Regions from separate parts of the Homo sapiens genome. Here region 2 is linked to region 1. A link is a contact called in ENCODE POLR2A ChIA-PET data. All regions are on one chromosome and are shown on one strand. Each heading gives the region's core, a stretch centred on a gene start or an enhancer-like site at or near the end of the contact. The rest is flanking DNA. Distances are from core to core; before and after follow the strand shown.

The links. ChIA-PET counts read pairs that join two places held with the same protein, here RNA polymerase II (POLR2A).
Region 2: POLR2A ChIA-PET joins it to region 1 with 19 read pairs in activated CD8-positive, alpha-beta memory T cell. The contact joins two enhancer-like sites. POLR2A ChIA-PET finds 5 or more read pairs at or near these places in 7 of 52 experiments (GM10248, WTC11, activated CD4-positive, alpha-beta T cell and 4 more).

What each region holds. Positions count from the first base shown.
Region 1 is chr19:49,554,783-49,557,848 of GRCh38, forward strand. It overlaps NOSIP (nitric oxide synthase interacting protein), which reads right to left. Exons shown (of 9, transcript NM_001270960.2): 5 at 2,308-2,467; 6 at 2,093-2,211; 7 at 1,767-1,954; 8 at 1,535-1,643; 9 at 686-1,040. The coding sequence ends at 969. Among named protein-coding and RNA genes, the nearest start is that of NOSIP, 24 kb to the right of the region's middle. RefSeq lists an enhancer at 1,270-2,051. Within about 2 kb of position 1,754, at least 11 of the 41 ENCODE cell types and tissues checked have a DNase peak (open chromatin) inside an H3K27ac peak, as active enhancers do.
Region 2 is chr19:49,611,950-49,614,937 of GRCh38, forward strand. It overlaps PRR12 (proline rich 12), which reads left to right. Exons shown (of 14, transcript NM_020719.3): 7 at 2,584-2,700; 8 at 2,927-2,988. Among named protein-coding and RNA genes, the nearest start is that of PRR12, 22 kb to the left of the region's middle. Within about 2 kb of position 1,547, at least 10 of the 41 ENCODE cell types and tissues checked have a DNase peak (open chromatin) inside an H3K27ac peak, as active enhancers do.

The sequences.
Region 1 (3,066 bases), core at 504-3,003:
GGCCTTAAGGACAGCCCCTACATTCCCAGTCAAGTCTGACGCCACCGGGCTGGTTCCTGGTCCCCGCTCTGCCCTGGCTCCCTCACTCTCCCCTGTACGCCCTCTGCTCCTTAAATCTGCAAAGTGCGTTGCTGCCTCTGGGCCTTTGCACTCGCGGTTTCCTCTTCCTTTCCCCCTCAGGCTGCCACAGGTGGGGGCGTGATGCTCCTGACCGCCTTTCCTAGTCCGGGTGCTGCGCACTTTTTCACAGAACTGCACTTCCTTTGTGGGTCTAATCACACTGCAGCCCGGAAGACACGTTCCTGGGCATTTCCTGTTCTTCAAACCTGGCAAAAATCCGGGAACCCTAACAAAGAACTCGAGAAATTTCTATGTAGCTCATTAAAGTGGCGCACTCACACGGTCTTGGCTTAGACTTGGACTTCCGGCCACTCAACCAATTTTAATGCTGTGCATTTGCGTTCTATTCAGGTTTTTTTTTTTTTTTCTTCTTTGAGATGGAGTCTCGCTCTGTTGCCCAGGCTGAAGTGCAATGGTGCGATCTTGGCTCACTGCAACCTCCGCCTCCTGGGTTCAAGCGATTCTCCTGCCTCAGCCTCTGGAGTAGCTGGGAATACAAGTGCGCACCACCATGCCCGGCTAATTTTTGTATTTTTAGTAGAGACAAGGTTTCACCATGTTGGCCAGGCTGGTCTCGAACTCCTGACCTCAAGTGATACGCTAGCCTCGGCCTCCGAAAGTGCTGGGATTACAGGCGTGAGCCACCGTGCCTGGCCAGATTTTGTTCTTAATGTGAGACCACATTCAATATGCTTAGCCCGCTCTTTCAAACTCCAGCGTGCGCTGTAGGAGCACTGTTTGCACGGCCCTGCATCCTCGCCTGCCCTGTCCCCGGGGCGCCCACGCCGCGAATGAAGGCGCCACGTCGTTGCGCACCCAAGCCGGTTTATTTGGTCTCCCGCACACACTCAGGCCTGCATCACCGGCCGTGATTTCTCCGCTTGCAGCTTCACTCCGGAGCCCGCGAAGCCGGTACCGCCCTGGGGGAGGTAGAGAGAAGGACGAGGTAGAGGCCGGCCCGGGGGTGACCAGTGGGGCTCCAGGTGGTAGTGGGGATTCCTAAGCGGGTCAAGGTGAAGCGGGTTGCTGGCTAAGGAGTAGGAGTTGGGGAGGGGGCGAGGCGACCGCAGTGGGTACGGATGGACAGGGCGCAGGGCGCAGAGAAGAGGGTAGAGAGTGGCAGGGGAGGAGCCTTGGGAGGGAGCGTGTGGAGGGGGTGGAGCCGTGGAGGGCTGGAGGCAGGGAAGGGGCGGGGCCTTGAAAAGGAAGGAGGAGGCGGGGCCTAGGAGAGCGGAGGGGGGGAAGGGCGGGGCCTTGCAGGAGAAAGCGGGGGGGGGGGGCGGCCTTACAGAGCAGAGAAGAAGGCGGGGCCTTGGAGAGTTGGGGGAAGGGGAGGGGACGAAGCCTTGGAGGGGGTGAAGGGGAGGGGCGGGGCCTTGGAGTGCTGGGGGAAGGGGAGGGGTGGGACTCTTACCCGCTGCAGCACGATGATGTCGCGGTCTGTGAGTTTGTCTCCAGTCACAGGGTCCACCATGTCCTTCCGAATCAGCTTCTCCACGCATTCGAGGGTGACCACAGCCCCACTACGGTGAGGCCGAAGGCGGGAGACTCTGATCAGGGGCCTTCCTGGGGACCTACTGGCCCCAAAGCCGGACCGCCCCGCAGGTTCCCGAGTGGTCCCTTCCCTCCCCTCCCAGGTGACTCACGAGGGCCGCAGCACAGCGCAGGGGGTGGCGTTGCTCAGGCTGTCGCGGGTCACGGCACACACGTAGCGCTCGCTGCGGGTGATGAGCCCCACGCGGTCCACGGAGCTGTCTAGCGGTGTGAAGTGCACGGGCGTCAGGTCCGACATGCGCAGGGGCTTCCCTGACATGGGGCAGGTCACCGTGCGGGACTGCAAGGGGCAGAGAGAGGCGGGCTCAGTAGGCAGGGCTGGCGCAGGTGGAGAGCGCGTGGTCCCTGTGCGTGAGGAGGACGGTGGGGAACCCTGGCGCCCTGGCACCGTGCGTGCCGGGGCGCTGTGGGGGCTCACCGGCTTCTCCAGCTTGGTGGCCTTGGCTTCGGGCGTCAGCGACGGGATCCAGAAGCTGGGCAGCACTTTGTCCTTGTCCTTACTTGGAGGACCCACACTGGGCCCAGGTTGGACATCATCTGTGGGGGAAGGAAGGGACTCAGATGCCGCCCCCTGGGCCCGCCCAGCCCGCGGCGCCCCGCCCCCCAACCCACAAGAAGCCCAACCTGAGTCACCTGGGCTGGTGCCCGAGAGGGCCTTGGCTGTGAAAGGGTTGAGGGGCCGGCTCACGATAGCCGACTCCTTCTCCAGGAAGCCCCGCACATGGTCCTGCGAGGCCGCCCGCTGAAGCTCCTTCTGCTCCTCGCGCCGGGTGCCCCGCTGCTTCTCGTAGGCCTGCGTCGGGGAAAGTGGGCTGAGCATCTGCCCGTGGGGCTGGGGGTATCTTCCTCCCATTTCACAGGTAGGTAAACTGAGGCCCACAAAGGGGACCCTCTGATGGAGGCACTATGTGGCAGAGGGTGGTAACTGCCACCCTGGGTGGGTGTGAACCTTACTGCGTTGTATAGCCAGACTGCCAGGGCTCAAAGCCCATCTCTGTCACTCTGTGGCCTAAGTGAGCACTATGACCTCTCCTGGCCTCAGTTTCTTCATCTGTAAAACAGCCTAACAGTGGTTACCCACCTCAGCGGCTCACTGAAGGGTTACATAAGGTGAGTGTTTACAGCATGGAGAGCCTCACCTGGCACTCAGCTAAGCATTTAATTAATGTCACCTGCTGGCCAATTAAGTTTTCTATACAGTGCATGCCCCAGCCCGTGTTTGGGACGGGGGATGTAGACTTCAGATCTAAGGGAATGCTGAGGAGCCCATGTCTATGGACGGACAGTGAGTGAGGACGGGAGAAGTGAAGCCATGACCTGAGCTCAGCCCTGCCTGGCGCACAGCAGTTGCCTGGGCGGTGCTGCAGTTCCAGACCACCCTGGGCCACCCAG
Region 2 (2,988 bases), core at 297-2,796, 57 kb after region 1:
AGGCCGGGCACAGTGGCTCACCCCTGTAATCCCAGCACTTTGGGAGGCCCAGGCGGGCGGATCATGAGGTCAAGAGATCGAGACCATCCTGGCCAACATGGTGAAACCCCGTCTCCACTAAAAATACAAAAATTAGCTGAGCGTGGTGGCATGTGCCTCTAGTCCCAGCTATTCGGGAGGCTGAGGCAGGAAATCACTTGAACTCAGGAGATGGAGGTTGCAGTGAGCCGAGATTGCGCCACTGCACTCCAGCCTGGCGACAGAGCAAGACTCTGTCTCAAAAAAAAAAAAAAAAAAAGCTTGCTAGTGAGCTCCCCAGGTCAAGTCTCCAATCAGCTGTGGGTATGGAACCATTGAGTAGGAGGCTGTGGGCCAGGCCACTTTTCTAGTAATCGGCAGTTGGCATGGTCAGTGATATGAGTGACATGATGAGAGGCAGGATGGGTGGGGCTTGGGGATTGACTGGCCCTGTTTGGGGAACGGGCAAGGCTGAAGTCAGGGTGAGGCCTGATGACTGGGTGTGGGGTGGGGATGCTGGGAGGAAAAGTGGTTTGATGGAAGGTACCAAGCCCAGTGAGAATGTGCTAGCCAGAGGGTCTGATCCCAGCTACAGTGTCAACAGCTTCCTGAGAGGTCACCAACACCGGGAGTGGGAGGGGGCAGAGGTAGGGGTGGTCTCCTTGGGCTGACAAGATGCTCCAATGGCTTCCTCAAGCTGCTGCTTTTTCTTTTTGAGACAGGGTCTTGCTCTGTTGCCCAGGCCAGAGTGCAGTGCTGTGATCTCAGCTCACTGCAACCTCCACCTCCCGGGTTCAAGTGATTCTCCTTCCTTAGCCTCCCAAGTAGCTGGGAGTACAGGCACGCACTACCACACCTGGCTAATTTTTGTATTTTAGTAGAGGTGGGGTTTCACCATGTAGGCTGGGCTGGTCTCAAACTCCCGACCTCAAGTGATCCCACCTCGGCCTCCCAAAATGTTGGGATTAAAGGTGTGAGCCACTGCACTCAGCCTGGCCCCCCTTTTAAAGACATGTTCCTTCCAGGGACTCTTTTTGGCATCCGTCACCTATTCCAGGAAGCATTCTTGGATTCAGTTTAAATTTGAGGACAAGCGCGGTGGCTCATGCCTATAATCCCAGCACTTTGGGAGGCCGAGGCAGGTGGATCACCTGAGGTCAGGAGTTCAAGACCAGCCCGGCCAACATGGCAAAAACCCCTTCTCTACTAAAAATACAAAAATTAGCCTGGTATCGTAGGTGCCTATAATCCCAGCTACTAAGGAGGCTGAGGCAGGAGAGTCATTTGAACCCAGGAGGCGCAGGTTGCAGTGAGCCGAGATTGCGCCCCTGCACTCTAGCCTGGCTGACTGAGGCTCCATCTCAAAAAAAAAAAAAAAAAAAAAATCTGAGGCCCCTCCTCTAGGCTTCTGTAGTGTCCAGGGAATTGGCATTAGGACATTTATGACTTGTACTATTATTTCTTGTGTCCATATTTCGCGCCTCTGCTGCCCTTTTAGTCCTCAAGGTCACATGCTCAGTGTGACTCACGTCCATCAGTTGCCATCGCCCAGCTGGGGCACACACAAACTGCAGGGTGGTGGTGGTTGGTGTTCAGGTGTTTGTGGGGCAGGGGGAGCAGAGATAGGGAGCCTTCCTGTTGCTCTGTCTTCCCTGCTGTGGACATGCTGGTGAAATGGTCTCAGGTAACCTCACCTGCCTGTTCTTGGCACAGGCCACAAACTCACCCTGTTTTGTTTATTTGCTTGTCTGTCTCATTACCTCTGTTATTACCTGAGAAGGCTTTTTCAGTGTCTTAGACTCCTCAGGTTGCTATACCAGAATACCATAGACTGGGTGGCTTATAAGCAACAGAGATTTGGCTGGGCTTGGTGGATCACGCCTCTAATCCTAGCACTTTGGGAGGCCGAGCCGGGTGGATCACCTGAGGTCGGGAGTTCAAGACCAGCCCGACCAACATGGAGAAACCCCGTCTCTACTAAAAATACAAAATTAGTCGGGTGTGGTGGCGCATGCCTGTAATTCCAGTGTCTCAGGAGGCTGAGGCAGAAGAATCGGCTTGAACCCGGGAGGCGGAGGTCGCAGTGAGCTGAGATTGCGCCACTGCACTCCAACCTGGGCAACAAGAGCAAAACTCCGTCTCAAAAAAAGAAAAAGTAAAAAGAGAATTATGTGGGGGGACAGTCAGACCACAACAGGACGTCTTGCTCACAACCGTACTCTCCTGTCCAGCACAGTAAATAGCAGGCGGTGTTCAAAGATTGTCATTACTCTGAGTCACACAGGAAGTTTTGGGCTTTCACCCCGTAAAGCAATAGTGACTCAAACTCTACAGCCTGAGAACGAGCAGCCCAATCCAGGGTACTGGGTGGGCAGGAGGCGACAGGGTCAAGTTCAAGCTGTACACAGAGCTGAACACATCATGGGGGTAGAAGATATTTGTTGTTGACGTGTCTGCCTTTTCTCTAAGGGGATGGTGAGGGAAGCCAGTGGGCCAGGGCGTAGGGGCAGTAGGTCTAGGAATGAGGGCTGACCCTGCTGGCCTCACCACACCCCTCCTCCTCAGCTGGCGTTGCAGACGGGGCGTGAACCCCCACCCATCTGGCGAGTCCAGAAGGCCCTTCTGCAGAAATTCACTCCGGAGATCAAGGACGGCCAGAGGCAGTTTTGTGCCACCAGTAATGTAAGCCTGCAAAGGGGACCAAGGACTTGGGGGCCCCGGGGCGTGGTATCTAGGAGCTGGGGTTCCCCTTAGTGTGGCTGTGACTCACTCCACAGTGTATCTGGAAGGGGGCCCCCTGCTGCCGGCAGGCTCCAAGCAGCTGCCATGGTGGCCCAGGGCACGGGGGTGTTGGCCATCTGGCTGGGCAGTGTGAAGAATTTCCTCATGTGCCTCTTTCTCCCCATAGTATTTGGGGTATTTTGGGGATGCAAAAAATCGGTACCAGCGCCTCTATGTAAAGTTCCTGGA